3 separate regions of the Homo sapiens genome follow, and regions 1 and 3 are each linked to region 2. The links are chromatin loops, found by intact Hi-C in ENCODE. Cell type or tissue: mammary epithelial cell. All regions are shown on one strand. Each heading gives the region's core, and the rest is flanking DNA. Links, peaks and the distances in the headings are about the cores only.

What was found. Hi-C counts contacts between places; a loop is a spot of excess contacts. Peaks named below come from ENCODE experiments on the same cell type or tissue, not always from the same donor. Only the 100,000 strongest peaks of a DNase experiment are listed, where the experiment ranks them.
Region 1: a loop joins it to region 2, with 4 times the contacts of the local background. A loop is called at or near these places in 3 of 110 quality-filtered maps.
Region 3: it touches region 2 in a loop (6-fold over the local background); 3 of 110 quality-filtered maps call a loop at or near these places.

Annotation. Positions count from the first base shown.
Region 1 is chr3:154,966,328-154,977,213 of GRCh38, forward strand. It overlaps LOC105374171 (a long non-coding RNA gene), which reads right to left and starts at 3,938. Exons shown (of 5, transcript XR_001740568.2): 1 at 3,776-3,938. In mammary epithelial cell, for the core only: no CTCF peak of the experiment used is centred there; DNase peaks (open chromatin) are centred at 4,694 and 5,774; H3K4me3 peaks cover 173 bases; H3K27ac peaks cover 2,331 bases.
Region 2 is chr3:155,077,930-155,088,815 of GRCh38, forward strand. It overlaps MME (membrane metalloendopeptidase), which reads left to right and starts at 2,390. Exons shown (of 23, transcript NM_007289.4): 1 at 2,390-2,537; 2 at 6,229-6,398; 3 at 7,130-7,165. The coding sequence starts at 6,239. In mammary epithelial cell, for the core only: a CTCF peak has its summit at 4,652; a DNase peak (open chromatin) is centred at 2,072; H3K4me3 peaks cover 3,488 bases.
Region 3 is chr3:154,755,189-154,766,018 of GRCh38, forward strand. No RefSeq gene overlaps it. Among named protein-coding and RNA genes, the nearest start is that of MME, 320 kb to the right of the region's middle. In mammary epithelial cell, for the core only: a CTCF peak has its summit at 3,274 (motif pointing right); no DNase peak of the experiment used is centred there.

The sequences.
Region 1 (10,886 bases), core at 1,850-9,849, 110 kb before region 2:
GACTCTGTTTCAAAAAAAAAAAAGCAGAATCTTGAGCACCACCCAGGACCTACTGGATCTGAATCTGTATCTTCAAAAGATACCTAAGTGATTGGTATGTGACTTAAATCTTGTAAAAGACCTTCCAAGACCAGCAATCCTCAAAGTGTGCTCTCCAGACTAGAAGCATCAATTGGCATCAACTGAAAACTTATTAAAAATGCAGAACCATGTGCCCATTCCAGACCTACTCAGTCTAAAATTTTGGAGTAAGGACCAGTAATCTGTGAATCTGTGTTTGGTTTTTTTGGTTTTTTTGTTTGTTTGTTTGTTTGTTTGTTTGTTTGTTTTTTAGACAGAGTCTGTCTCTGTCATCCTGGCTGGAATGCAGTGGCACAATCTTAACTCACTGCAACCTCCGCCCACCGGGTTCAAGTGATTCTCCTGCCTCCACCTCCCCAGTAGCTGGGACTACAGGCGCCCGCCACCGCACGTGGCTAATTTTTGTATTTTTAGTAGAGACGGGGTTTCGCCATGTTGGTCATGCTGGTCTCGAACTCCTGACCTGGGCCTTCCAAAGTGCTAGGATTCCAGGTGTGAGCCACAGCACCTGGCCTCAGTAATCCGTGTTTTAACATACCCTCAGTGATTCTGATATATCCTCAATTTGGAGAATTTCTGCCTCTGGCCTTTTTCAATTTATATTAAAGAAGAACCATCTTTTGACAAAAGTTAATTTAATTCTAAATGTTTCAAGTGACTAAGAGAAAAATATACCTGTCTGGACAATTTTTAAAATATTGTGACAATGCCCACCAGTATTTTCCAAAGATATATCCTTATGATTTTATTTATGCACTAGTCAGAATTGATGAATGTGTATGTTGAATACCATTTGCTAATTCATCTGGCATCTGGCAAAACCATATCACATTAATATGATGGATGATCCTGCTTCTTTGGAATGAGAAAACTTCCACATGGAGGCACAGTAATTATTCCTGAAGGAATGAACATAATGTAAACTGTCATTATGGGTAAGTTTTGTGGGCAAAGGATGCCCAGGAGAAAGGCATTATGTTAAGCCTTTATTCTCAGCAATGGTGCTCTGCAGCCTTGCTCCCACTTAAAGTCATTATCAGAGCTGCCTAGACCTTTCTGCCCTTTGTGGCTTTGGGCTTCATTTAGCGGGTTATGGGATGTTTCAAACCTCTACTTAACGCATTTGAAATATTTTCTACTTTGAAACTTTTTCTCCCTTGAAAGGCAAGGTAGCTATTAGCATCAAGAAGAAACCAAAATGAGCACAACAAATACACAAGTGTCTTTCACAAATGTAGCTTTGCCCAGATGAATTTTTAAAGGTATTTTATGAAGAATGTTAAAATACATGAAGTTATTTTCTAAGTCAACCCACCTAGCAATTTTATTTCTAGAAATGTATATTAAAATATATCCCCAGATGAATATATAGACATATGTACAAGAACATTCATTACAGCATAGATTGCTGAAAACAAGCAAAATGTCCACAGTCACAAGGAGTAACCAACCAGAGCAAGTTCCCCTGGGGAGGCCTCTGGTGTGTGCCAGGAACCAGCTCTTTAGTTTCCAGATTATGAGAGAAACAAGTGTATCAGTCTCCTAGGGATGCCATAATCAAATACTGCAGACTGGGTGGCTTAAACAACAGAAATTTATTTTCTCACAGTTCTGGAGGTTAGAAGTCCAAGACCAAGGTGTCCACAGGTTTGATCTCCCCTCAGGACTCCCTCCTCGGCTTGCAGACAGCTGCCTTCTGACTGTATCCTCTTACGACCCTTCCTCTGTTGGTACACATCCCTGGTGTCTCTTCCTCTTCTTATAAGGATATCAGTCATATTGGATTAGGATATGTCCCTAACGGCCTCATTTTAACCTCTTTAAGACCTATCTCCAAATATGTTCACATTCTGAGGTCTTGGGGAATGGAATTTTAACATACAAAATTTGGGGATACCATTCAATCCACAACAACCAGTCAGTCTTAGAGAGTAGCTGGGTCATAGAGGGTTATTTACTAAATGGTTCAGAAGTACTTTAATATTTTCAAAACTGGTACAGTTTTCAGTAAGTAGTGGCTGATTATTAACCCTGGCATGGGCTCTGAAACAATTGTAAAAACATGTGAAAAACCTTAAAGGTTAGAGGAGCCCCTTCAGGGACCTCCAAGATTGAAGATTGAGGCTAAGTAGGTGGGCTCGGAGACTATTTCTGGAATTTAGTTGTTTTACATCTAATAGACCAAATAATGTGCTGTGGTTATAAATATAGGATTTGGAATCAGAAAGAGTTTGCATTTCTGTTTCCTACCTGTAAAATAAAAATGATAATAGTACCTATCCCTAAGATTGTAAGCAATAAGATAATGATATAAAATGTTGATGATATGCCAGACTCAAAGTAGATACTCAATAAACAAGACATTATTGTACCTTTATATAAGCTTACTTTTCTAAATAGTCTTACACACATGCAAACACACAAACACACACACACACACAGTGTTCCTTATAACAAACTGTACTAGGCCTCTAAAGACACTTTTAGTTCTAGAACTCTTATTCTAAGTGATACTTGGCCACAAGTGATTCACAATAAAGGATTGAAATTTTTAAACACATTTATTGCTTTTATTATAAAAATAAATTGTGCTTTCCTACTGTATGGGAATTCTACTTTTAGCAGTCACATTGCTTGATTTAACTGGCAAGTATTAAAATAACAGTGTAGTGCTCACCTGATAAAACATTGTAACTTCTGTTAGATTACTTTTTATATGGTTATATTAGTAAACTGCCATTTATGTATTACAAATTGAATTAAGTAATATGTAATCATTAGAATAATGAAATATGTATTTTGCGTACCAATATGGAATAAACTTAAAGATGTATTAGTGATGAAAGCAAAGTACACAGAAATACTCAAGAGTATATGTTTTTTAAAAATAGGTTTTTATATTGTTTAAATTTTTACCATGTGTATGAATTACCTTTTGAAAAAAATAGATTTTCTCTCACAGTAAAATATAAAAGGAGAGAACAGATGCTCAAGATTCCATTTTCAAACAGAAATCGCAATCAACAGCACCAGTAGCAGCTGCTATTTATCTGTATTTGATAAGAGCAAAGCAACAGATAAAAATGAAAAATAAACTAAATGAAAAAGGCATCTACAGAGATCAAATTCCAGGCGACTCCCTTCCCACTTGCCTTTGTTGTAAGTTCCAGAATAGTTTCTCAGCACTAAGAAATTCTCTGATTTAATGGAAACAACAAAGGATGTGGCATCAGACTGAGCTGGGTTCCAATTCTACTCTTCTGACTTTCTAGCTCTGCAAACACAGAAAAATCCTTTTACCCTCTGAACCTCATTTTCATCAGCACACAAGCATCAAAATGTCTGTCCTTCCACCACTTAGAGTGGTTTTGAGGCTTAACTGAAATTACATGTATACAAGTGCAAGGCAAACAATATAGACCAATATGCACCTTTATCTCATTCATAAATTTCTATTTAGCTTGTGGGATACAGATACACATTCATTAATTCATTCAACAATAACAAATAGACCCTTCTAAATACTGGAACTAAAATAGATAGCAGAACACATTCATTCTCTGCCCTTTTGAAGCATAGACTCTCGTAGAAAGATAGAAGACAGAACAGACATCCATCACATTAAATTGTGGCAAATGCTATGATACAGATAGATAGGATACCCTAGAAATGCATATAAGGCACATATACTCACCAAAGATGTCTGGGAAGGCTTCTGGAGGAAGTCATGTTCAAGTGAGGCCTGATGAAAGAGTAGGAGTTCACTAAGTGACCCAGGGGAATGTCGTAGGCTTCCCACTGGCTTGGCTGACCCCTGAAAGATAAAACCTGACAGGTGAACAGTGCAAGTTGAGGGCTCTCAAAGCAGCTCCCCTTGCATTTGACTTGTTACAGCCAATCTCTTCCATTCCTCTCATGAAAGTAGTTGTTGGACACAATTAAGAAATGTGACAACGGCAGCTCAGAGAAAAGAAGTTGAAGGTCACATAGCTACTGAGTGGCAAAGCCAAGATTTTGATTGTCCCAAACATTTGAAACACTCAACTGATGGAATTTTTTATTTTTATTTATTTTTTATTAATATATATTGATCAGTGGAGTGTGTCTTATTATATTGAAATTCTGACTCAGCACTGGGTATGTCTAGGATTTCAGCCACACTGCAATACATAGAAGAGTGCTTGGTGCATAATAAGTATTCAGTAAATATCTCTTGAATGAATTAATAAATCCCAAGTTTGAAGGATCACTTAGAGGCATCCTTTGTCTTTTGAATAATTAATTCATGCTGCCATCCTTGAATTGAAATTAAAGCATTTTAAAGGTCTTAGGGAACTTCAGAATCCTCCCAAACCAGGGTGTTTTGAAACTGGATTGGATCTTATTTCTTTCTACAAAATGCTAAGGAGGCATCACGGCATGTAAAGCCAACTCCATCAAGAAGTCCACTTGGGCTCTGAGATGTGTGAGAAATGACACTGCACAAGAGTCCAACTGAATAGTTCGGGAAATAGGCCAAAGGATTAAAAACAGTATCATGTAAGGATTAGGAATTTAGCTTAAGACATGGCTCCCTAGTATAACGTCAACATGACTCATTCATTTTGAGTTGGCTGAAGAAATTTTAGATGCATTTTGAAAGATCATCTGGCTTTCCTCTTACAACATAGATTTGATCCTTGCACCATCCAAACCAAACAGTCTAATGCATTGAAAAATGTGCCTGAGAAGGAAAAACAGAATCATCATTACTTTTTCTTTTTCCTTTTACCTGAAACCTAGGTGTGAGGTTCTTGAGAAATTAGTCTTATTACATTGACCAAACACTAATGCTTTCTGGAAAACTTTGTTCTTCTGGAATTGCACAGAGTATACTTTTAAACATGGCATCTGCATCTTAGATGCCCTATTTTAAGTCTGATTAATCTAATCCGGGGAGGTAAATTAGGCCCTTTAGTAGTCTATTAACTTTCTCCTACCCCGAACGGAAAATTTATTAAATTATCTTTATGTGTTCCAAGAAAGCAAACTTTGAAACTGGCCAGCAAGCTTGTAAGAGCCTAATGACGATCGCGGCATGAGTTTCCATCAGCTTTTGGTGTTATTTTAATACAATCCAAATGTAGACTTAAGCTATTAGTGTGTACTCACGTTCTCTCTCTCCCTGTGCTTGTCTCTTTCTCTTCCTTAAAGTACAAACACATGCACACACTGCCACTTTCTCTTTCTCAACACACACAGGCTTGAATAATTTCTATTTATTTCTCAGTTCTACTTTCCTCTCAGAATTCCTTTCCTGACCCCCAAATCTAGGTTCAGGTGTTCCACTAATGCACTCTTACTGCAACAGCTAACTTGTCCATCTCTACACTAGTCTGCAGACAATATGACGGGGACTGTTTTTGTAATTGACCTCTGTATCCCCTGGGCCCTGGCAAAGTACCTAGTATGTGGAAAGCACTCAATACAATTTTGTTAAATAAGGAAATGAATGAGTGCATTAATCTAGCCCTTGTATGCTTAGATCTGCCAAAAGACAAAGCTACAACAAATTTATCTTAAAGATCTCAATTGGCTTTATTGCATTTTTAGAATTGGGCAACACTTCATTCCATAAAATAGAATAAGTGTTCCAATAAGCTGAGTGGAAGGGTTTGGTTTTATAGACGGAGAAGAACTGAAGAAAGCAGAAATGTAGAACAAAATGTGACTGGTCATTTCAAAGCTATTTCCCTTGTAAGGCAGGAACAGGGAAACAATAGAGAAATAACTGATTGCTTAATATCAGGTTACTTCAGGTTACCTTCCCTTTAAAGATTAAAGGCAGAGGGAACTTCATTATCCTGTAGATTGAAACCAGTCTGTTTGGGAAATTAAGCTGTTATCTCTCCTTTTGGGCTTCTCCAAAGGTTAGATAACCACTCAGTTTTGGTTTGGTAATGTGGAACCACAGCGTGAGCGACTCCGTTTTGATTTTTAGTCTGATCTGTTGGGGTCTAGTGTAGGAGTGTAGCTCAAAACAATGGCCTCCTATAATTTTTTATTTACCAGAAATAAAAGGAAATATACAAATGTAATCCATTCCTTGATGATCCTCTATCAAGAAGTAAGTCTTTAATTTCCCCAGTTAAAAAAACAATTCATCTTCCTAGAACCTCTGGAATGAACAGTTTTAGACCCCAAAGTAAAAAATACATACAGTCAAGCTAACTCTGTTTAATTAAATGTTTTCCGTAAGTATTGAAAAACAACTTTTGAGCAATGTGAATAGCTATTGTGTACAAAAGTTAGGTAGAATATAATATTATCCTTATTTTTCAGCAATTATATATTTACAATATATACTTGTTTCACAAAACAAGAGAGAAACAGGCAGATTTTTTTTACTCCCAGTTTAGTGGCTCTTCAATACAACATGCCACTAACAAAAAGGTATTAGAAAGAACCAAAAGAAAATTCAAAATTCAGAAATGGCACAAAAAGATGATCTTTGTTGTAAACAAGAAAATAACAGAAGCCAATTTCTACAAGTATGCACTAAAACATATAGGGAAAATACCTTACATCATAATTTAGTCCCTAGGACCAATTTTGAAAGTCAAAACTTCATTTTATACCTCTGCATTTCACAAGATCACATACCAAGGAACATATGAGGTCTTCAATTCTTGGGAACTAAGTCTGTGGTTTACCGCCCAAGGTCTCTCCCAGGTTTTTGTTATCACTGGCAACAGAACCACTGTTGGAAGCCCACTGCAGAATTAAGAATTCACACAATCTGAAACTGCTTATGTCAGGCCTTTCATAAGGGTGAAAATAATATTCAACAACTTTCAGCATGTGCTTACCACATCTGCACCCATTTTGGGTCAATCAGAAAAAAAAAATGCTGGAAAGAAATAAGCCACCCATTCAGAAGTAAAAACAGGGAAAGCCAGCTGCATACAAACCCTGCAGATTGTGCTGATGAGATCCATGGATGGGCAGAAAGAGCTGCTTCAGGAAAAGAAAATCTAACTTCTGAGCAAAAAGGCTCAGAACATAGATAGGACAAAAATGCTCTCCATTAAATGCAATTCCTAAGAATTCAGGGAATGTGTTTTATTCTATCCCAACAGTAATCACAAAATAGTCTTTCTTTCTCATATGTACTGATTGATTCATTGATTGATTGTACCCCCTCATCATGTTTTTTATTGAAAGAAATATGGAGAAGCACAAAGAAGTAAAGATTTTAAACAATCACTCACTATCTCATCACTCAGTAATATCTGTTATATGTCCACTGATGGCTAAAATCTCACCCACAATTCCTCACGGCCATCAATAAATTAGAGAGAGAACTTTTTCTATTAAACTTTCTTCCAAAGAATTCATGTCAGTTCTTTCTACAATCAAACTTCTCTTTCAGTATGAGTTTTTAATCAGCAAAACAAAACTCAAGATAGAATCTAGTGTATTCCATAGTTGTTCAAATTGTTTACAGCTTAAGTTTCTCGCCTTTGCACTGAGTGAATTGAGACACAAGTATGCTGGAATAGGAATAGATCTGAATGTTTAGAGGGGTCCAAGCTCACACTGGTGTCTCAGAGATATGAGGGAGATAGTTGAGTCCCAAGGCATACCTCCAGGGTCTAAATGATGAATCACCTCACGTCTGCAATTGATCTGCCTTCTTTGCTGTTTGCTCATTAGGTTAGAGTTCCAGGTTTAATTCTGGCATAAACCAGTTACTTTTCTCTTTCCCAAAGGCCACAGAGAGCAACATTAACTGGTTGTCTCTCAAAAGGTGCCATTCATTAATGAAGAGATTGGGAACGATCATCTAGATGCATTTGTACAAAATAATCCAGGTAGGAAATGGACTCTTCTGATGGTTATTCCATCTCAGGCACATTATCTACATTACATAATGTACTCCTAAGAGTAGAATAATTGTTATTATTATTAGATGAGAAAATGAGATGCAGGGAGATTAGTAACTAATGCAAGACAATACTGCTGATAGAATCAGGATTTAAGACTCCAAATCCATGCTTTTCCCACTATATTACCTTACCTGGCTGGGGAGAACAAACCTCAAATATACCTATTTGATGATAAATGTGTGAGAATATATATATATACACACACAAACATATATATATACACATATATATATATAAAGTAGGTATATTGTGTATGTATATCTCACAGTGACTCCAAATTTTTATTTTTATTTTTATTTTTTGGAGACAGGCTTGCTCTATCTCCCAGGCTGGAGTACAGTGGTGCAATCTCGGCTCACTGCAACCTCTGCCCCGTGGATTCAAGTGATTCTCCTGCCTCAGCCACCCAAGTAGCTGGGATTATAAGTGCACGCTACCACACCTGGCTAATTTTTGTATTTTTAGTAGAGACGGGGTTTACCATGTTGGCCAGGCTGATCTCGAACTCCTGACCTGAAGTGATCTGCCTGCCTCAGCCTCCCAAAGTGCTGAGATTACAGTTGTGAGCCACCATGCCCAGCCGACTCCAAAATTCTTAAGGTCCTATAGTACCAAAGTCAAAATTCCCAGGGAATTTTTAGTAAAACACATCAATCTCATATCTCTATGTTATTTATGTAAAAATGGCACCTCTATTTATATGGTTTTCATGATAATTAAACAAGAGAGTGGCGATGTGATGTATACACTATAAAGCACCATGAACACATAAAACATTATTGTTTGAAAAGTCTTTGAGGCCTTAGTTAACAACAACAACAAAAAAAACTCTGCAAACAATAAATCAATCAGTATTGACAGTGAAGTTCAAAAATGTTTATATTTCTTCTAAACTATCTGGTGAACATGCCTTTTAAATCCTTGTTCAAGTCACTCAATCCATAACAATTTATGGAATCCTTTTGTATTTTGACAATAAGTCTATACACATACAAACCCATTTTCCTTTTGTGAGATTTCCGTAAGTCATCTGTCTCTAAACCTATCTAGGAATGGAAGTAGAATGTATCCAGCAGTTCAAGTTGTCATTAGTCATTGCTATGTGATGTGGGATAATGCCTACTCCAATCTCTCTACAAGCTAAGAAGAAAATCGTTTTCTACATTCTCCTTGCTGGACCTCTGGATGCACAGAGGGAGAGCAGACATGACTGGCCTGGTCAATAGAAATATTTACTTACCTGATGGCATGAATAGCCAAATGAGCTAAAATTGGCCATGAAAACTGGTTTCTATGAATAATACTAATACATTTCCTGGATCAAAACTCTAAAAGGCTGAGCTTTATAAGGGATAACTGACATTTCCTTAAAAATTGCTCAACATGACATGTACTGAACCTGTCAAACTGCTGGGAAAATTACAGAAAATAAATTTTAGGGTGATTGGCAAAATGGCTTTGGGAAAATGATTTATTATTTCCAATAAGGAATGAGAAGGTGAAAAATGAGATGTAAAAAGACAAAGAGAAGAACAAGAAAGGAAAATGGAAAAGAAGAAAAGAGAGAGAAAGAATGAATCCCATGCCAACTTAATTCGACCATCCACTATCGTATGCAAAGGCCCAAGTAAGGTACTTGGGAGGCTACAAAGAAAAATAAAATGCATCCATGCAACAAATTCAACAATTATTTATGGAGCTAGGAAAGAAGCAACTATCTAATATGCCACAGCAACTGGAAATATATCTAAGATTACCTGAATGAAAAGTAAATCAGAAGTGTACTTGAAAAGTAATCTGTTTATTTAAACAATTGTTAAAAGACGATATTTTCTTAAAGAAGCAATCTTGGTCTTTTCCTGAAACAGAACTGGGTGATGGCTGTTACTTGTGTCTAATCAGATTGGCCCAGAACCACCATGCACAGAGAACATTTCATCATCTTTTAGCAGGGCCAACGTCATATAGACAATTTAGTGGGGATAGTAACTTTCCAGGGGTTTTCTGATTTTAGCATCATACAGCGCAGGGATAAATGAGCTGTAGTTTCCCACATTTAAGTTCTAAATTCAGCTATGTCACTAATTACCCTTGAGATAATTACAGTAGATGACCCAGCATTTATTTTTTATCTTAACAAGATTTTGACTCAATACATAGTATTTTCAAATATTATTTTGAAAAAAAATCTCTGAAATAATTATATAATGAACATTCAATTCTTAGATCTTTCTACTTTGAATAAGTAAATATAAATGTATTTCAGTTAAAAGGCTTAAGAGTAGGATGAGTCAAGAATAACGATAGTCATGAATCACTTAAGAACAAGGATACATTCTGAGAAATGTATTATTAGGTGATTTTGTTGATGTAAAAACATCATAGAGTATACTTACACAAACCTAGATGGTATAGCCTAAGACACACCTAGGCTATATGGTTATATGGCTATATTGCCCCTTAGCTATAAACCTATACAGCATGTTACTATACTGAATACTCCAGGCAATTGTAACACAATGATAACTATTTGATAACTATTTGTGTATCTAATTGTATCTACACATATGAAAGGTACAGTAAAAATACCATAATCTTATGGGACCATAGTTGTATATGTGGTTCATTGTTTGTCAAAATGCGATTAGTGGCACTTGACTGTTTTGTGAACATGAAAGAGCAACTGGCCTACAAAACTTCATTAAATTGTTCCTATATCTTCTTGACCATATCCAAAAATCTCCCAGCTAAGCTTCAAATTTAAGTGTATGCATTGTTTTAAAGAATTGCTGCTGGGTGCAGCGGCTCATGCCCGTAATCCCAGAACTTCAGGAGGCTGAGGTGGGTGGATCATCTGAGGTCAGGAGTTCAAGATCA
Region 2 (10,886 bases), core at 879-8,878:
CATGATTGCTAACACCTGTAATTCCAGCACTTTGGGAGACCGAGGTGTGTAGATCACTTGAGGCCAGGAGTTTGAGACCAGCCTGGCCAATATGGAGAAACCCCGAAAGTAAAAGTACACACACACACACACACACACACACACACACACGCAAGCAAAATTAGCTCGGTGTGGTGGTGCGTGCCTGTATTTCCAGTTGCTCAGGAGGCTGAGGCAGGAGAATCGCTTGAACCCAGGAGGCAGAGATCACACCACTGCACTCCAGCCTGGGCGACAGCACGAGACTCTGTAGGAAAAAAAAATTCCAGTTGAGATGCTTTCCAGGGCGCTAGTCAAGCCCCGCATGCTTATTTGTGGGAGTGAAAACACCAATATTTCGGGATTGTTGTGAGGACTAAATAGTGTCTGTAAGATGCACAGAGAAAGCGTAAATAGACGTCAATAGCACTTGTTAGGTCTACACACTCCATTTTTCCTCTATATTAATCGAATTATTTAAAGATTGGTTAGCTTTTTGGGGAAATGTCTCTCCATTGTATTCCACTTATTAGGATGAACTACCTTTTCTCCTTGCTTTTCAGCTTTCTCTGCTATGAAAAAGATGGAAAATTTTTTAGCACAAGGGGACTCTTCTCAAGCAGCAAATCATTTTGATATTAAAAACAGATAATTGCAAACCCAGTTTTATTTCAGTATGAATTCCGCAGTGGAGTGTGAATATGTGTGTGTATGTGTGTGTGTGTGTGTGTGTGTGTGTGTGTGTAATTACCTGTGATTCAAAAGAGGAAAGGGATCAGTATTAAAGGTACTTGTACACTGGAAGCAAAAAAAAAAGGAAGTTTAGTTCCTCTGAGCTCCTTGGCAATTATAGCTGCTAAAGGTAGCTTTTACAAAGAAACTGCCTTTGTGCCTAAAGTATTTATTTCCTTGTTTGTATTTACCCCTTTGAGGAGGAATCGCTGTGTCTTGAGTGAAAGGGGTACGCTGCTTGCTTGCATTAAACTGTGAGGGTCCAGGCGCATTACGGCTGATTTCAGTAGGTAGAGCAGACACACTTTAGTTTATTTTTCTCTTTCTCACTCCCCACCCTCAACCTCCGATGTACACACGTTTTAAGATTCCCTGAAGTCAGGAGGTGGGAGCGGAGAGTTTCAGTTCAGATCTTGACATGAGAGTACTTCGACCAAGGAAAAGAAAGGGAAGAAAGAGGGAAGCGGGGTGGAGAAAGCAGGAGCAAGGAAGGAAAGAAGGAAACGGGGAGGGAGAGTAAGAAAAAAGAAAACGAAGGAGGGAGGGAGAGAGGACATTTAAATGAAGAAGGAAGGAAGCTTGGATTCAGGGAGGAAAGGGAGCGGGAAAGAGAGCGAAAGAAGAGCGTGAGAAGAGGCAAGCATTATAGTCTCCGGTCCACAGGGGAGAGATGGAGCCCCCTCAGGACTAGAGAATCCCGAAGAGCCCGTGTATTGTTTTCTTGAAAGCCCCGAAGCTAAGCAATTCTAAAAATGTTTAGCAAAGCCCTTTTGGGAATGGTGAGATGGGGGGTGGGGAGGATGGGACATTTTCATTGCCACCGCCCGCCCCCCGTCTCCCCGGCCCCCTCACATGAAGTGACTGGATTTGGGAGACCTAGCGGAAACCTTCAGGTCACCCAGGGAACTGCTCCTCTCTCTGGTCCTGCAGCGGCGAGGCGGGGTAGGGGGTGGGGGGGGTGGGCCGTGAGAGCGCCGAGACGCGCGGGGCGCGGAGATGTGCAAGTGGCGAAGCTTGACCGAGAGCAGGCTGGAGCAGCCGCCCAACTCCTGGCGCGGGATCTGCTGAGGGGTCACGGTGAGTCTCTGTGGGTGCGGGTCGGAGGGATGCCCAGGTGCCTCGTCGCCCCACGGCCCGGGCGGAGGCGGGTCCGGAACCTCCCCCAAGTCCGGCCTCAGCCTGGAGCCCGCGCGCCTTGGGCGGATGCACGGACTGAGAGGCGCTTGGCTGGGCTCTCAGCCCGCCACTGCCACCCGGCCCCGTGCGCTCATTGGTCGGGATGTGTCGGCTCAGCAGCCTCCAACTTCTCCCGAATCCCACTGGTGAGTCCCAGGAGAGCGAGCTGAGGGAGAAAGGTCCAAAGGGCGCGAGCGCCCAGGGCGCTGGGAGCCCGTGGGACGGGCACGGGGAGGGCAGAGCCAGCCGAGGGGAGCGGCTGCCGGGAGGTGCGCTGAGCAGGGTCCGCAGCTAAGGTCCAGCGCGATCCGAGCGCCCAGGACCCTGCGGCCGTGGAGGAGGCGTGCCCTGGGAAGGAGCCGCTACTGGGACCTGAAGAGTGAGGGGAGGGAGAGGGGCCCAGAGGGTGACCTGGAGGAGGGCTCTGGAAGTCACGTCAGGTTGGCTCTTCAGGTTCATTTCCATAGTTCCCTGCGGCCTCTGCCTTGGGGAGTTATGTTTTGTTACCGAGATCCGCGCTACCAGATTGCACCGGGGCTGATTTGGGGGCTGGGAATTTGCCATTCTGCTGTACAGACACTGATTTTTTTTTCTTCTTTTTAAAAAGCAAGGTTTGTTTTCATTTTGGTTTCTGTCGGATTTTCTCATTTGTAACTCACTTTTCTATTTTTACTTTTCTTAACCGGAAGATCTTTTCATTATCCCACCTCTTCATCTTGCTTTTAACCTGATTTCCTATTATATAATTAATGCTTAAATCTCACAAGGGTTGGTCGGTGCGGGGCTGGTGTGTCCTTTTGTAGATGAAAGTTTAAGACCTCTTAACTGGTTTCAGTCTATTTGTCTGGTTTCAAAATAAGGGTAATTGCAACCAAATATCCCTCTTTAGCTTCTCGATCAAGTCGATTCCTCCCCCATATATGATTCAAATGGCAATTTTATTAAACTGAAAACTAGTACCTGACTTGCAGCGTCAGCATTTGGAAAGTGCTTGTCGGCAAATCGACTGTATGAAGGCGTGTAGCTTCATCCCCTGCCATTTTTGTGGGTTCTAGCACTTTAAAAAATTGTCTGGTAATTTCTTGGACTTAACCCTGTGTCTTTGGTTGTAGAGCAGCACTAACCAGGGGAGTAATATGGTTGGCACTTCGTGTCCAGAACTCCGTATTTCAGGCTGGGAAACACCTAATTAATGTCTGGGAAACAAGAAGATGATTTATCCTGAGTACCTCTGTCCTCAGCTTCTGCAGACACAGTTTAAATATGGAAACTGTTTCTCCTTCTTCCTGTGCCTCAGTTTCCATAGAACAAACTGTAATTGCATAGCACAGCTTCAGGAACCTGCAGATATAAGTTAATGTTATAATGTGCAGTGAAGATGAAAACTGCTTAGCTAAGTCTAAGTCTGTAAGTCAATGAGATTTCCTTTTTAACAAATCAGTTATCCAGGTTTCCTGCTTTGACTGTCTGATATAGTAATGCTTATGCTCAACTGGTATAAGAATTGCTGCTTTACATTGCTTTGAAATTAAGCTTACACTTAAAATAGTAATTTATTCTGTTGGTAATATTGTCGAGCTGAAGTTTGCAGGTTCTTGTTATCTTAGACCTCCTAATTCTCTATTCTCGTCTGTGGCAGTGTCCACTTTTCCGTTTAAACTTTTTATTTAACACATCTTCAGTTGAAGTGAAATATTTTAAGAATACAGGTATGTTTTTGCGTACCCTGCTTTATATGGGACTATAAGCCTCAACTTGGTATTTTTTTTTTTTTTGTATTCTTTTGTTTACTTGTCCCCCTTACTCTTCTCTATGGGATTGGGTGTGGTTAAGTTGGATATTCAGGTATTTGGGGTTTAGTCATATGTTCCACAGTGAGATTCCAGATACTGTCCCCTGATGTCTTAAAGAAAAATTGTGAACCTTCCAGAATTAACTGGAAATGAACGACAAAGTTAATTAGGAGATTAAACTTGCATCATTTCTGCTTTTGCTCAATGCTTTTGAAAAAAGGCTACTAAGAGCAAAAGACTTCCTTTAAGAATTTACAGGGCATTTACAAGAGGGGGAGATGGAGGAAGACTTTGCAGGTGATTCAAAGATTATATTGTTTTGATGCAGCTTCTGTCACTGTCTTCATTTCTCTGTAACTGTTTCTGCAAACTTGGGTGCTGACCCATTAAGAGCCCAGCTGCTTCAGTACCCAGTCTCAAGGGTAAGGAGGAGAAGCCAAGGGAAAGTAACTTACAGGGAGAAAGAAATGCTTATCCACTAGCTTTACTACACCACAAGGCATGGAGTTTCCACAGAGCACCTGTAATTTAACCCTGAGGCTGCCCTGGTTCACCCCTTCGCTTTACTTTACAGGGACACTGACTGTCATTTCTAAGGAAGAACTAAGAAAAAAAAAAGTCCTTTTATACCAGTAAAACATTTCTCTACATTGTCTTCTGACATATGCGGGGGGAACAATATTCAGGAAAGGGAAATACTTTAGCAAATGTGCTTAACATTCAGGTGTTCTTTAGGACAGTCATGAAACATGGGGAGACTGGGAGAATTATTATTGTTTACCTCTCTGTAAAGTGTCCAGAGTATTATTAAATTTGTTCCCCTCTTTCCTTTGCCCAACCAATACACTATTAAAATAGGACTACAATCAATGCAATTCCATATCATAACCCCAGGGGTGGTGAGACTAAGCCAGCATGCCTTACATAACCATTAAGTAAGACATTTTAACATTCAGGTACATTACATTCCACTTTTATTTAGCAGACACGGTTTTCATTGTGTAATAAAATATTTTTATTTGATAGTCTGTCCTTGCTTATAGCCTCATGTAATCAAGGGGACAGCATGTTTAAGACTTTGTATCCAGAACTTTAAGGTCTAGCTGTGGTTCGCTTATTAATAATTCACTGGGAAGGTTAATTTCTAGTTTTCTGCTGGGTCTCCCAGACCATACTTCAAATGTAGAATATGTTTCTTCTTTCTCCTATGCCTCAGTTTCCACAAAACACACCCTTAGAGAATTGTGTGTGTTCAACAAAGATCTTTAACTATAAGAGCATTTCTGAGCCGCCACTTCATCCTGGGACCAAATTCTAAGAGCAATTTGTATTGAGCTATAAACAGCTAATCTGCTAGTTTAAGATGTTCTTTTATACAGTCATGCAGAAAAATGGAAATTGTGTGTTCTAATCCTTGGAGACTGGCTGATAAAGTGTCACTAGGCCCCTGATGAAATTTAATATTTAGGCTTATATCCCCTTAATTTTCCCCCTAAATTTCTACAGTACGCTTTTACTGCATGATGATACAGCTTTATTTTGAACAGTGACCAAATGTGTTCTTTACAAAGAATATTGACGAGTTGTGTAGTCTTGAACACGTTGCCTGACTTCTCTGTGCCCCAGTTTCCTAATTCTTTATTCTATTCTGTGGCAGTGTCCACTTTTTGGTTTAAAGTTTTTAACACATCTCCAGTTGAGGTGAAAGATTTTAGGAATACAGGTATGTTTTTGCATACCCTGCTTTATACAGGACTACAAGTATCAACTTGGTAACTTTTTGTACTATTTTGTTTACTTATCCCCCTTACTCCCCTCTTAAATGGGATTGGGCGTGGTTAGGTTGGATATTCAGGTATCTTTTGGTACAGTGAGTGACCATTTTCAGAATGTTGTCTAACCAGTTAATAGATACTGGTATCAGTAGTAGTAGTAATTTTGAACTGTAAAAATAAAGGTTGTTTTTATGACTAAAATAAACTACTTCATGTGTTCATTCGTTTTGCTGTTTATCTATATTAATATTTCAAATTATTGCTTAGTCAAAACCTCAAGGTATTAGTCACTGGTTTTTGAGCTTATAAAGGAAGCCACTGGAGCAAGATATAAAATTAACCATTGATGTTAGTCCAGAGTTCAAAAGGGTGAGTTTAAAACTTTCTTAATGATGGTACAGCAATTATTTGCTTATAAACTGCTGAATTAATCCTACTTGAGTATTTAACCAAGTCTTACTGTCTAATTTTGCTGAGATTTTCAGTGATATACCAAAGCAAAACAAAACAAAACAACAGCAACAAAAAACAAAAGGTTGTGACTGAGACCTGTCAAATTCATTTGGCTCTATATACTTTGCATTCAGCAACAAAATTTTGACTTCTCAACAGCAAAAATGTATTTCTATTTTAAAATAACTGAGCCTTTTACTTTTATCCAGCCACATTAAGCATTTGGACATTTTCTTTTTTATTTATTTGTTTTTCATTATTAGTATTTTCATTTTTTGCAGATTTTAGGTGATGGGCAAGTCAGAAAGTCAGATGGATATAACTGATATCAACACTCCAAAGCCAAAGAAGAAACAGCGATGGACTCCACTGGAGATCAGCCTCTCGGTCCTTGTCCTGCTCCTCACCATCATAGCTGTGACAATGATCGCACTCTATGCAACCTACGATGGTGAGTTACTCCCACACCTGTGCATCCATAAGTGCAAAAGAGAAGGAAATCTTCCTCCATGCTTTTACCATCTATCCAACGAATGTGTTAAGGATAGAGGCACTTAAAGACTGACAAAGAGATTCATTTATAAAATGTAACATCAATATGTCAAAATAATTAACTTTGAAGTACGGTGCCTTTTATGTTTGAGCTAAGTTATTAATTGCAAGTATATTTAGTGCGCTCACGCTTACTTATGAGGAATCTAAAGTATGGTTTTATTTGATTAAAATATACACAATTTTATGGCCAGCTTTAGTAATAGTCATTAGTCAACTTTTGTTGTGTCATTGAAATTCTAAACGGCTTCACAGGAATTTAACAAATTTAATTTGAGTCTTGGAAGTTTTTTACAACAAGGATGAAAAAAGATTGATTGTTTAATGGTTAAAAAAATGATTACCAAGCAAAAACAACTGATTATTTCAATTTAATAGGCCTGGGGCTTCGTTGGTAGAGAAGATATAATAACACATTTTTCTTCATAATCAAAATTTTAAATTTAGATTTTACTTATTTTATTTTCTTATATTTTTTCTAACCACTGACAATGATATATAATGTTCAGTTTTTAGTTCTTGCTTTAAGAAATTGCTTATTTAATTGGCAGTTTTTAAAAGAACAAAAGAAAAATAGAAATTTAAAAATTTGTGTTGCCAATATTTATGTATATTCTCTCCTTTTTCTAGATGGTATTTGCAAGTCATCAGACTGCATAAAATCAGGTAAGAAATGGTTTTTACGTGTAATAGTTATACAACTGATGTATAATATTTAAAATTAAATGCTAATCTTAATTTGCTTTGTTTACACTTTTATTCATTGTAGATCAATTATTTATGTGTCTGGCTCTATAATCAATGGAAATAAAAATATATTTAAGTAGTAGATTAATTAACTTGTTTACTCTGAAAAATATATTACTATTTTCAGCCCTGGGCTGTATAGCAGGGCAATAGAAAACTATATCGCTATTTGTATGGAGCTTGCCATGTAGTTGAAGAAAGAAAATGAACACATATGAAATGGTAAGTTTCGTATCATTGTGTTAAATGTCTCAGTGCACCTCACTAGGTGGGTGAGAAGAAGGGAGTGAGATGTAGGCATGTAAATCTAGGTGGAGAAGTTAAAATCTGGGAAGAAATTTCATTTTATTTATTTTTTTTATTTTTTATATTTTGAGACAGAGTCTCGCTCTGTCGCCCAAGCTGGAGTGCAGTGGCGTGATCTCGGCTGACTGCAATCTCCGCCTCCCGGGTTCTAGCAATTCTCCTGCCTCAGCCTCCCAAGTAGCTGGGACTACAGGTACCCACCACCACGCCTGGCTAATTCTGTATTTTTGGTAGAGACGGGGTTTCACCATATTGATCAGGCTGGTTTCGAACTCCTGCCCTCAGGTGATCTGCCCCCCTCGGCCTCACAAAGTGCTGGGATTACAGGCGTGAGCCACCGCACCCAGCCTTAAATTTGGGAAGAACCTTGAAGCAGGGCTAGAATTTAGATGTGGCGGTGCAGAAGAGGGAATTCCAAACACAAAAGAAAGAAACTATGTTATTGAGAAGTAGTAAAAGTGTACGCTTGATAGAAGGACACATTATGGAGAACCTTGAAATCCATGTTTAGCCTTGATATTGTAATACAGGAGAAACAGATATTTTTGAACAGAGGAGTGATCAGGCCAAAGGTGAAAGATGATTCTGCGAATGTGAGGTTGACTGGATTGAGTGAAAAGGAGGGCAGGCAGGTGGGGGCTGCTTCTGTACTCCAAGTGTAAGCTGAAGAGGTTGGCCTGTGGTGAGAGAAGAGTACTATTGAGATAATGGGGAGGGAGAATTGGGTGACTCAGTAGAACTGACTTGCTAAATAAAATGAATGAATTGAGAATGATGCCAAGTTTTAAAACCCAAGGGACTAAAGAGAATGGAGGCAGCCCACACAGAAATAGAGAGGTTATGAGGTGGATGTGGATGTGTTTGGTCTAAGATGAAAATAGACAGGAGGAAGGTAGAGATGAGGTTTAAGAAGCTGGAATTTGGATTTGAGATCTGTCAGTTTAGGAGTGATAGTGGAAGCCTTGGAAGTATTTGAGTTCTCAAAAGAAGAGAAGAGGTTCAAGGGCTAAACTTAAGAAGAGGTTCAAGGGCTAAACAACATCAATGATTAGAAGAGAAGAAAAATAAGTCAGAGCAGAAAACAGAGAAGTGTATGAAGCTATATAAATCCCATCAATTGGAGTGTGGTGAAAATGGGAGTATTTCTTCTTTCTTCAAGAAAAAGGAAGGTGGTAGCTGAGGGCAGCACCTGGGATATGAACACAATATTTGTGTCCTTTAACAAGAGATTCTAAACCTCCTTTCTAACATCTATGTGTCTTATAAGAAATAAATAAACTGTTCCAAATAATTTTAACCATTTTCTGCTGGATATTTTTAATTTTATTTATTTATTTATTTGAGGCAGGATCTTGCTCTGTCACCCAGGCTGGAGTGCAGTATTGTGATCACAGCTTACTGCAGCCTTGATCTCCTGGGCTCAAGGCATCCTCCTGCCTGAGCCTCCTGAGTAGCTGGGACTATAGGCACCTGCCACCATTCCTGGCTAGGTTGTGGGTTTTTTGTTTTTTTTGTTTTTTTTTGTTTTTTTTTTTTGTAGAGACAGGGTCTCACTATGTTGCCCAAGCTTGGTCTTGAACTCCTGAGATCAAGCAGTCCTCCTACTTGTCTTCCCAAAGTGCTGGGATTACAGGCATGAGCCACTGCACCCAGTCTTGGATATTCTTTACTTGGATTTTTGTTATTCACTGAACTTTGCAAAAAAATGACGGGAAAATATCTGGCAATTCTAGGTTATAGTCTAATATCCTGAATCTGTGCCCTTTGGTTTTTTTTTTTTTTTGTATCGTTTTTTGATGGATTTTTTTGCTCTGGGTCACAAGAGCAATGACTAGACACCCTGAGATGTGATGTGGGGAGCGTGAGGGAGACTTGATTTAGATGTTAGCCATTTGCTGCTCGACATAGTAAGTTTTTCCCAAAAACGAAGTTTCTTTATTCCCCAGGGAAATGGCTGCACAGGTACCTTGGCTGGGGGATCTCCGTGGTCATGTGCAAAAGTCAGCATGTGCCCAAGTTGTCAAAGTTAACGTTTACTTCCTCCCCAGATCCTCCTATGCTTCCTCTCTCTACCAGCTACCCTATTATATGCTCAGGCTGTCCTGTTTCGGGAAACTTCCACTTACATATTGACTACTAAGGGTTAATTCCTCTGTCTTTAATACACTTGACATGTCTCTTTGGTATCTTAATCTATAGATTCTCTCTTCTCTCACTATTTTTCCTTTTTCTCTTCTTTTCCTTGAATTTTATTTTCGAAGAAACTGGATTTTTTGACTAGGTAGGTGTATTTCTATAAACGACAAGTGATTTTGCCTCAGAGATCTAGGCAGGTTTTTCCTCCCAAGGAGCAATGTGACATTCAGAATCTGGAATCTTAAATGTGACTTAATGTTTAGAGATAGGATTTTTAAATAGTGTTTGGCAAGTCTCAACTCACTAAAATGTATTTAACCTGTATCCTTTAATTGTAGCTTAGAAATCAAACCAAATGTAAAACACCTTGCAGGATGTATCTTGGCAGAGAAATGTATACAATAGAAATAACTTCAGTGGTAAACAAGGTTGCTGTATAGCTGTATATTTTTCTTCATTCTGCTCTGTTGGTTCACAAGCCATTAGAATACTTGTTCACATTGGTAGTTACTATTCTTCCTAGGAGAATAAATAAGATGACACACACCCTCATGGATACACTCTGCATACTCATAAACACACACACTCGTGCGCGCACACACACACACACACACAGTCTTCTGCTGGTTAGGAAATCTTTTCTGCCACAGAAAAATACAACTATTTCTTTTAGAAGTTGTTGCAAATTAGGAAAACCCTAGAGGAAATCTTGGACAAAAGCAAGTATTAAAGAAGAGTGGCCAGAGTAGAGTAGATGGAAAGAAAAAGAAATGTGAAAAGAGAAGGCTGGGCACGGTGGCTCACGCCTGTAATCCCAGCACTTTGGGAGGCTGAGGCGGGCAGATCACCTGAGGTCGAGAGTTCAAGACCAGCCTGACCAACATGGAGAAAACCCATCTCTACTAAAAATACAAAATTAGCCGGGTGTGGTGGCGCATGCCTGTAATTCCAGCTACTCAGGAGGCTGAGGCAGGAGAATTGCTTGAACCCAGGAGGTGGAGGTTGCAGTGAGCTGAGATTGCGCCATTGCACTACAGCCTGGGCAACAAGACTGAAACTCCATCTCAAAAAAAAAAAAAAAAGAAAAGAAAGAAATATGAAAAGAGAGATGTTGAAAAAATATAAAATATCTTACCAGCAAGTCTATAGGTCACTTTAAGAGAGTGGGTGGGTTCAAACCTGAGCTCAGAAATTCTTG
Region 3 (10,830 bases), core at 20-8,019, 320 kb before region 2:
CCTTTTTAAAAGAACAACACTGAAGGAATCACATTACCTGACTTCAAGCCATACTACAGCGGTATAGTAACCAAAACAGCATGGTATTGGCATAAAAACAGACACACAGACAAATTGAACAGAATAAAAAACCCAGGAATAAATTCATACATCTACAGTGTATTTTTTGACATAGGTGCCAAGAGCATACATTAGAAAAAGGACAGTGTCTTCAATAAATGGTGCTGGGAAAACTGGATATCCATATGCAGAAGAATGAAACTAGACATCCATCTCCTGCCACACACAAAAATCAAATAAAAATGGATTAAAGACTTAAATCTAGAACCTCAAACTATGAAACTGCTAAAAGAAAGCATTGGGGAAAACTCCAGGTCATTGGTCTGGGCAAAGAGTTCTTGAGTAATACCCACAAGCACAGGCAACCAAAGCCAAAATGGATAAAAGAGATCACATCAAGTTAAGAAGCTTTTGCACTGCAATGGAAACAAACAAGGTGAATTGACTCTCCTTAGAATGGGAGAAAATATTTGCAAACTACCTATCTGAGAAGGGACTAATAACCAGAATAAATAAGAAATTCAAACAACTCAATAGGAAAAAAAAAAATCTAATACTGTGATAAAAAAATTGGGCAAAAGATTTGAATAGACATTTTTCAAAAGAAAACATACAAAGGGCAATCAGGTATATGAAAATGTGCTCAACACCATTAATCATCAGAGAAATGCACATCAAGACTACAATAATATATCATCTCACCAGTTAAAATGCTTTCTATACAAATGACAGGCAATAACAAATGCCAGCAAGGATGTGGAGAAAAGGGAATCCTTGTACACTGTTGCTGGGAATGTCAACTAGTACAACCACTATGGAGAATAGTTTGGAGGTTCTTCAAAAAGTAAAAATATAGCTGCCATGTGGTTCTGCAATCCCATTGCTAGGTATATCCCCAAAGAAACGAAATCAGTATATCTAAGAGATATCTGCACTTCTATGTTTCTTGCAGCATCATTTACAATAGCCAAGATTTGGAAGCAAACTTTGTGTCCATCAACAGATGAATGGATAAAGAAAATGTGGTACATATACACAAAGGAGTACTATTTATTCATGAAAAAGGATGAGATTCTTCATTTGCAACAACATGAATGATACTGGAAGTCATTATGTTAAGTGAAATAAGCCAGGTATAGGAAGACAAATTTCACATGTTCTCACTTATTTGTGGGAGCTAAACATTAAAACAATTGAGCTCATGAAGATAGAGAGTATAAAGATGGTTACCAGAGGCTTGGAAGAGTAGTAGGGGTTGTGGGGGAAAAGTGGGAATGCCTTAATGAGTACAAAAGATAGAAAGAACGAATAAGAACTACTATTTGATATTACAACAGGTTGACTATGGTCAATAACTTCATTGTACATTTAAAAATAATTAAGATTATTATTGGATTTTTTGTCACACAAAAAAATTAATGCTTGAGGGAACATATACCCCATTTACCCTGATGTGATTATTACATGTTGTATGCCTATATCAAAATATCTTAGGTACTCCATAAATATATACACCTACTATGTACCCACAGAAATTAAAAATAAATTTTTTAAAAAATATAAAGAATAAAGACAATTTAAGAAAAAGAAAAAAATACAGTGTAACTTAATTTTTTTCCAATTATGAGTGATGTTGATCACTTCTTTATATTTAAGAGCCATTATTATTATTATTGTGTGACTATTCTATTTATATTTGTGCCCATTTTTGTGTTGGAATTTTTGCCTTTTTACAAACATTATACAAATCTAAAAAAGTGTATATTACAAAATATACTGGGCAGCTATGCAATATAAAATATACAAAATATACTACTATACTAGTATACAAAATATACTATGCAACTATATAAAATAATATAAAATATACTAGAGATTGAAGCCAAAATAAAAAAGTCTCCCAGCAAAGAAAAGCCAGAGACCCCATGGTTTCATGGCAGAATTTAAATCTTTATTTAAAGAAGAAATAATACCAATTCTACTCAAGCTATTCCAAAAAATGGAGGAGTAGAAAATACTTCCAAACTCATTCTCTCAGCCAGTATTACCCCGATACCAAAAACAAAGACACATCAAAAAAAGAAAACTACAAGCCATTATCCCTTATGAACACTGATGCAAAAACTCTCAAAAACATACTAAAAAAATTAAATTCAACAACCTGTTTAAAAAGATCATCATGACCAAGTGGGATTTATCTCAGGGATAGAAGGGTGATTCAACACAAACAAATCAATCACTGCTTTCATGCTACAACAGCGGAGCTTAATTTTTTGCGACAGAGACCACGTGGCCTGTAAGTCCCAAAATATTTGCTAACGGCCAGGCGTGGTGGCTCACGCCTGTAATCCCAGCACTTTGGGAGGCCGAGGCAGGAGGATCACGAGGTCAGGATATCCAGACCATCCTGGCTAACGCGGTGAAAACCCGTCTCTACTAAAAATACAAAAAAATTAGCCGGCCTAGTGGCAGACGCCTGTAGTCCCAGCTACTCAGGAGGCTGAGGCAGGAGAATGACGTGAACCCGGGAGGCGGAGCTTGCAGTAAGCCGAGATTGCGCCACTGCACTCCAGCCTGGGCGACAGAGCAAGACTCCGTCTCAAAACAAAACAAAACAAAACAAAAAAATTTGCTAACTAGTGTTTTCCAGCAAAAATTAAAAACTACTGTTCTACATCATACCAACCATAGCCAAACTTCAGGAGTTCCAGTGAGGAGTTCATTCTTCAACAGCTGTCTGATGTTTTACATTGCTAAAGTTACACAATTCAGTTTTCATCCTCAGTGATATCAAAGAAAGCAACTGGATATTTAAAGTGCTGATTTAAATAGTGATATTTATGTCTGTGTACAGAAATTAGCATTTAAAAATCATATCTTTCTATTGAATCATAAGCTTCTTTATTGGATTTAAAAAAAAAAAAACGTAAACTGATTTTTATTGAACATACCAGAGTGCATTTATATTTCTGGGCCTGGCTTTCCCAGTGAGCAAAGAGAACAAGTTGAACACCAGGGTCACTCCCCGTATTGACATGTTTAAAAGAGCATTAAACTAAGAAAGACTATTAACAAATGACTTGGAAGGTTATTAGAATTTTTATCCTCTATAATAAAAGTCGATCTTCTCAAGTGTTTATTTTGAGATTCAATTTCAAAGGGTTTTATATAAATAATCTAGAAAGCCGGTTCGTTTCTTGCTGGAAACATTATTGTTATCACTAGAGGGAGCTGGTTTTACATAAAATTAATGTATGTAGGCCTGTATCTAGAAAAAGACAGAAAAGCACTTTGTGGTTCATGTTAAGAAAAAGAACAAAATCCTTTTCAAAATATTTTTTCTGCTAATAAATTGTACTTGTCAAGGAATTATAAACTGAAAGTTTGCTTCAAAATACTGTAATCTCTGTTCCCAAGAGAATTTTTGATACTCTAAATGTGATAGTGGAATAAACATTCTATGGGGGTATCACTTAATTTTCATATAGTAGTATTGATGTCTGTAGTCTTTTCATTGTTCTTTAAATTTATCCTACTTTAATTTTCTTTAAATTTATCCTACTTTAATTTTCTTTAAAATGGAATTTTGTCATTGTATAGTTTGAACAATATGCTAAGCAGAGTTGCAGAGTACAGAATAAGATTTTGGCTAAATTGTCTATCTATTTAATATAAAAGATATAAACATTCTGGTGTTACTTTGAAATGCCTGATTTTCAGTGAGTGCTAAAATGAAAAGAACCATTAAGTATTTGCTTTAACTTAAATACTTTCTTACATGTAAGTACTATTGTATTGATAACTGTCTCAAATTTATGTAAGTAAATTTACATAAATGTACGTAGGTCACATGCAGAGTAAACTTACGTAAGAACCAGATATTCAGCCAATAGCCAATAGCTTTGGCTAACTGGGAACTTACTAAATTCACTGTGTTTCCTTGAGACTTTTTATTTGGAACTCTAACTACTAAGTTTTAAAATAGGGCTAATTCATCTCTCTACGCTTTCTCTGATGCATGGATATCAATGCTTATAAATTATTTATAAATCTCCTTTCAAGTTGAGCAAACCTCTAATTTCAAAACAGGATTGAAATTGATAGAACATGTTTGACCAGGTGAATGGAGTTTTAATCGGTAAATTATTTCAGACAGTGAGGAACCGGCCTTTGTTAACTCATTGACCCATTTAAACCTCTGCCCACCACACACACACAAATTCTTCTTGCCAAATTCAATGATCTACATCAATTTTTAAAAAATTCAGATTATGCCCTTGCTTGATAGCATTTTTATGCTACTAAACGAAAAGATGTTTGGCATTTCTTTTATGTCATAACTTTTCACCTTTAGTCAAGTTTTTAAATTCATAATCTTGAGTAAATATCTGTGTAGCTGTTCTTGAATCAACCAAAGAAAAATAAAAATATTACTGTCTAAGTTAACGAATGTTCATTAGTTGCTCATTAATTATAATTGGACCTACCAATAATGAAGTAGAAAAAAGGGTAAGGATTTGATTTAAAAGACAGTTGTTTTTCTTTCAAAGAAAGAACCAACTGGAAAACAAAACAAATCTGACGATGGCTTTTGTTTCTTACCTATTCTGGTCTCAGTAACCAGTGGTAAACAATGAGGTTTGTTGTTGTGTCTGCTAAGAAGAATATGAACAGATATTACAAGCCACAGTAAATTGTTCAGTGGGTTTTCTCTGTAGAACTTGTTGATTTGAATCATAATGGGGTTTCAAGCAACTTGATAAACCTTTGTCAAGATTTTTAAGTGGAAGAAAAAAAATGATGAAATGTACAACTTGTAGAATTTGTTTTTCCTAGTGTGGTCCCAAATGGCGCCATCCTTTCACTCTCCCAGTGTGCTCTAATGAAGAAGGGACATAGAGGTCATTGAGGTCAACGGCGAATCAGCAAGAGCTGACAAGATGTGATTCTTGGCACTTAGAATGGCTAAATGCCACCAACCCCTCCAGACTATTTTCCAAATATTTTGCATTTTACAAAGACCAAAGACTTTGACCAAACTGTTTCTCTCTCCACTCCATTTTTAGCTCTAAATTTATACTTATAAAGCAAACTCAAACCAGGACTTCTGAATAACACGTTGTTAAGCAGTTTGAAGTGGTATGGAACCTATCCTCAAATTATGTGTAGGCCTCTCAGCCCTTAGAACTGGAAGCTGGGAAGTTGATCACTATTTTCACCTTCTAGTTGGGAGACAGTGAGGTTAAGGAGACCCAACCAAGTTAAATTCAGGCTTTTTTTTAACTTGTTGTCCCTGAATGGAGTTTTGGAGGTCTTTGAAATCTTAGAAATGCTATGTAAATTTTTATGTTATGTATATGTGTGGATATTGCTGGTATATAATGTTCATGATTTTACCAGAGTCTCAAAGGGTCCACAAAAACTTAATATGTTGAAAGCAATTAAAAAAAAACAAAAAAATTATCTTCTGGAAAATGTAAGCTTCTCCACTTAATCTTCACAGCAATTCTGTAGATTGGCTGTTACAGCCAATGGTTAATACAGATTCTAGAAACAGGCTGCCAAGATTCCAATTTCAGTTCTGCCACTTATTAGCTGTATGAACTGACTTTTTGTACCTCAGTTTCCTCATATGCAAAATGAAATAATAGTAGTACCTATTCCATAGGGTTATTATGAGGAATAAATGAGGTAATATTTGTAAAGTACCTATTCCTTGCTGCAAGATAAATGGTGAGTGTATATGTGTGTGTGTGTGTGTGTGTGTGTGTGTCAAAAACACTAAATATTAATCCCCAGGGTTTAGACGATGAAACTATGTTAAGAGATTTGCCTAAAATCACATTGCTTGTAAGAGGAAGAAATAGGTCTAAAATTCAGAGGGGTTGTTTTGTTTTCTTTTGTTTCCATTTAAATCCTGCTAATCATTGGCCCTAATCAGTTCTGTGTGTGTGGTCTCTTAGCTTCCATTTCCTCTCTATTCCACCACCCCACCCTGCCCAATGTTGTCCTTTTTTTTTTTTTTTAGAGATGGAGTCTTGCTCTGTTGCCCAGGCTGGAGTGCAGTGGCATGATCTCAGCTCACTGCAACCTCCGCCTCCCAGGTTCTAGCAATTCTCCTGCCTCAGCCTCCCAAGTAGCTGGGACTATAGGCACCCGCTGCCATGCCCAGCTATTTTTTGTATTTCAGTAGAGATGGGGTTTCACCGTGTTGCCCAGGCTGGTCTTGAACTCGTGAGCTCAGGCAATCCACCCACCTCAGCCGCCCAAAGTGCTAGGATTACAGGCGTGAGCCACCATGCCTGGCCCCAATGTTGTACTTTTAAAATCATTTTATATGCATCTTCCACCGCACTTTGCTCTCAAAACTTCAAAATCTCCCCGTTATCTGGTTTGAATCAAACTTTAATTTAAAACAAGGAATTGTTGGAGCACTAATCTATGAGAGGTGGTGAATTACTAATGCCGTATTAAAATAAAATTTATTTACCCAAACTGCTCTCCTAGAGAGTAATTTAAAATGAGATAGAGAGAAGTTCACCCACTCCTTCCCTCCTACTGCATGTGCAGTCACACACACACACACAAACACACATACACACATACACACACACAGACACACACACACACCCCTCAGACAAACTCAAATCGAATTGCTCCGGCTAATTTTAGTGCTTTTCTTTTGGTAAAAAGAGTATCTAAATTTGCGGCAAATTCAATTGTTCTGGACAAGAGAGGAGAGATTGATCCCTATCACCTAATATATAGGGCTTCTTTGTCCCTTCTCTACAGAGCAGTTAAGCTGCAAGACCCTGAAATTATTGACCAAATACTAAAAGAACAAATATTTGAAGGGGCACCAATTATTAACCTACCCAACATGACCAGCTTAGAATCCTTCCTGAGTACCCTCAAGTTTTCATCTAGCCCCGATTCAGATCACAGGTTATAAAACCTTTACTATACAATTCTGTCTCACTTGGAGTACCTCATTACCTGGAATAGAAGTCATGTCAGTGGCTGGGCGCAGTGGCTCATGCCTGTAATCCCACCATTTTGGGAGGCCAAGGTGGGTGGATCACAAGGTCAGGAGTTCAAGACCAGCCTGACCAATGTGGTGAAACCCCTTCTCTACTAAAGATACAAAAATTAGCGGGGTGTGGTGGCGTGTGCCTGTAATCCCAGCTACTGGGGAGGCTGAGGCAGGAGAATCATTTGAACCCTGGAGGTGGAGGTTGCAGTGAGCCGTAATCACACCACTGCATTCCAGGCTGGGTGACAGGGCGAGACTGTCTCAAAAAAAAAAAAAAAAAAAAAAAAAAGCAAGTCATGTCAGCATTTCAGTCCATTAGGTTCTTTATGTCTCCTAGTCCTCATTCTTCCTCATCCAAGTTATCACAAATGAGGAGAATGGGTTTCTTTTCTATGACTACCAAATGCATTACGTAGTAGTGGAAATTCCATTGGTAAAATCATCACCAATAAATGTAGTTTCAAATCCTGTTTCCTCACTTGTTTGCCACAATACCTAGAGAAATTTAAATAGATTTCACTGAGCTTCATTGTCTTCTTCATCTATCAAACTGCAAAATAGCATCTGTTTCAAGGGTTGATATAAGGGTAAAATAAAATACCATACAAAAAATATCTTGGCATAGAGCAGCTGCTCAATAAATGCTAATTTGTTTCATTACATTGTAGCTAAAGATTTATTGTATAAATATAATTTGTTATATTCTTGAGTGTTTTACAGTTTGCAGAGAGAGCCTTTACATACATCATTGCATTTGCTCCTCATGATGAGTCTGTGAAACAAAAACTATGATCATTATCCTACCAATACAGAAATGGTGTATGATAATGATGAAATGGTTTGCCCTCCAACTACAGTTTCAGAGCTGGGACTGAAAAACATATCATTTTAAAAATTTTGTCAATATTTAAGTTTATTTTTCATTCATTATCAGTGTCTCTTTTTTGTTTGTTTACTTTTAAAATATTTTAAAATTAGCTTTAATTATAAGAAGTATTAATATATACATTATCATGGTTAAGAAAAATCTACAAAATAAATGTATATATAGGTCATCCCCTTTCTAAGACTCTCCAAAGAGGCTTCTTTTATTTTTAAAAATAATTTCAACTTTTAGTTTCAATGGGTACATGTGCAAGTTTGTAACATGGGAGTATTTCATGATGCTGAGGTTCGGGATACAGAGGATCCTGTCACCAGGTATGGAGCATAGTACCCAACAGGTAGTTTTTCAGACCTTGCTCCCTTCCCTCTTCTACCACCTCTAGTAGTCCCCAGTGTTTATTGCTCCCATGTTTATTTCCATGTGTGTTCAATGTTTAGCTTCCACTTATAAGTGAGAACATGCGGTATTTGGTTTTGTTTCTGTGTTAATTCACTTAGAATAATGGCTGCCAGCTGCATCCATGTTGTCACAAAGGATATAATTTCATTTTTTATGGCTGTGTAGTATTCCATGGTGTATATGTACCACCCTTTCTTTATCCAATCCACCACTGATGGGCACCTAGGATGATTTCTGCTAGTGCACGTGTCTTTCTAGTAGTATGATTTATTTCCTTTAAATATATATAATAATCTCATTATTATATATAATCTCTCTCTCTCTCGCTCTCTCTCTCTCTCTCTCTCTCTCTCTCTCTCTCTCTCTCTCTATATATATATATATATATATATATATATATATATATATATATAAAATAATGAGATTGCTAGGTCAAATGGTAATTCTAAGTTCTTTGAGAAATCTCCAAACTGCTTTTTACAGGGACTGAACTAATTTACATTCCAACCAACAGTGTATAAACATTTCCTTTTTTCGGCAACCCAGCTAGCGTCTGTTATTTTTTGACTTTTTAATAATAGCCATTCTGACTGCTGTGAGGCAGTATCTCGTTGTGGCTTTTATTTGCATTTCTCTGATGATTAGTGATGATAAGCATTTTTTATATATTTGTTGGTTGCTTGTATATCTTCTTTTGAGAAATGTCCATGTTCTTTGCCCATTTTTTTAATGAGGTTATTTGTTTTCTGGTTGTTGATGTACGTTTCTTATAGATTACGGACATTAGACCTTTCTCAGATGCATAGTTTGCAAATAATTTCTCCCATTCTGTGTGTTGTCTGTTTACTCTGTTGATAGTTTCTTTTGCCATGCAAAAGCTTTTTAGTTTAATCAGTTCCCATTTGTCAATTTTTGGTTTTGTTGCAATTACTTTTGAGGACTTGATTTAAAATAGTTTCCCATTCTCTATACTATATTAACACTTGAGAAAGTTTTACTGGATTAAACAGTGTTTTTGTTGTTGTTGTTTTCTTTCTTCTGTTTGTTTGTTTCTTGAGACAGAATCTCACTCTGTTGCCCAGGCTGGAGTGCAGTGGCACAATCTTGGCTCACTGCTACCCCTGTCTCCCAGGTCCGAGCGATTCTTATGCCTCAGTCTCCTCAGTAGCTGGGATTGCAGGCGTGCATGACCACACTTGGCTAATTTCTGTATTTTTAATAGAGATTGGGTTTCACCATGGTGGCCAGGCTTGTCTCAAACTCCTGACCTTAGGTGATCTCAAGTGGGAGGCCTGCCTAAACAGTGATTTTAAACCTAGTTTTGCCCTAAGTCACTCAACACCTGCAATTCTTAGTTTCCTCATCTGTTAAATAAAAAGGCAGAACTAGACCACATTTTAGTCCCATTCCAGATTTTAAACTGTTGGCTATAGAGTTCTAATATGAAACTAAAACTAAATAAAAACTTTCCCCATTTCCATGGCATCTGAAATACTAGGGCTGAATCATTTTTTTCACTTAGTATTAAAAAAACTCATGGATGATTCTTTCTTAATCATAGGTTATTTCCTAAATTGTGTTTCCGTAAGTATAACTGAGTGAACCTCAAATAATAGTGTGAGAACGTGTGACAGTGTGATATAATGATATCAAAAAGATTCATGAAGTTTTCCCAAATGTTTTGCTTTCTATTACCTTAAAATTTTTTTGTTTCAATTAAAAATGGAGGAGTGAAAATTGGAACTGCCAGAATCTAATGTCATAAATTATTGTACATACGAAGTCACTCATAAAACTTTTATGTTTAATACTTCCTCTCCAACTGATAATTGCTTCCTGCTGTTTGCAAGAATTAATGTGAATAAAACATAAAGTATTGCCTTTTTTACATGATGGCTTTGGCTTCTCTCTTTCCACACAACCTTCTAAAAGAAAGGTCATAGAGCATGTTATAAAACAAACACTGAACTCTGAGTGTCCTCTTTCCTTCCTTGGATAATGGCATCAATGGATATTGGCAGGTTATGTTTCAGGATCTTTGGGGTGTCACTTTTCTGGCCTGAAACCTCTGGCTGGTGGTGCCTTTGCCTGAGTTTTGCTGAGGCCCACTAGGCTGGTTCTGCCCACTCAGCCTGGCAGGCTATGCTTGGCTCACACTACTGACCTGGATCCCACATCTGCCAAGGGCAAGTTAAATGTGGAGCAACAAGGGGTATGTGAGTGAGTTTGGGGTTTGGCCACTGCAAGTCAGACACACAGGCTGCTGCAGCAGAGCAGGAAGCTCCAGGTGCTGGTATGGGTGCCAGGTCTCTGCAAGGCTGCAGCTGGACCAGGTGCACCACAAGCAGCTTCCCCAGAGGGCACCTGGGAATTGCACTGGCACCCAGAAGCTTGGAGACGCCAGGCACTGCAGTACCCCAAAGGGGGAGTCACAGTCCTGGCTTGGGAGCTC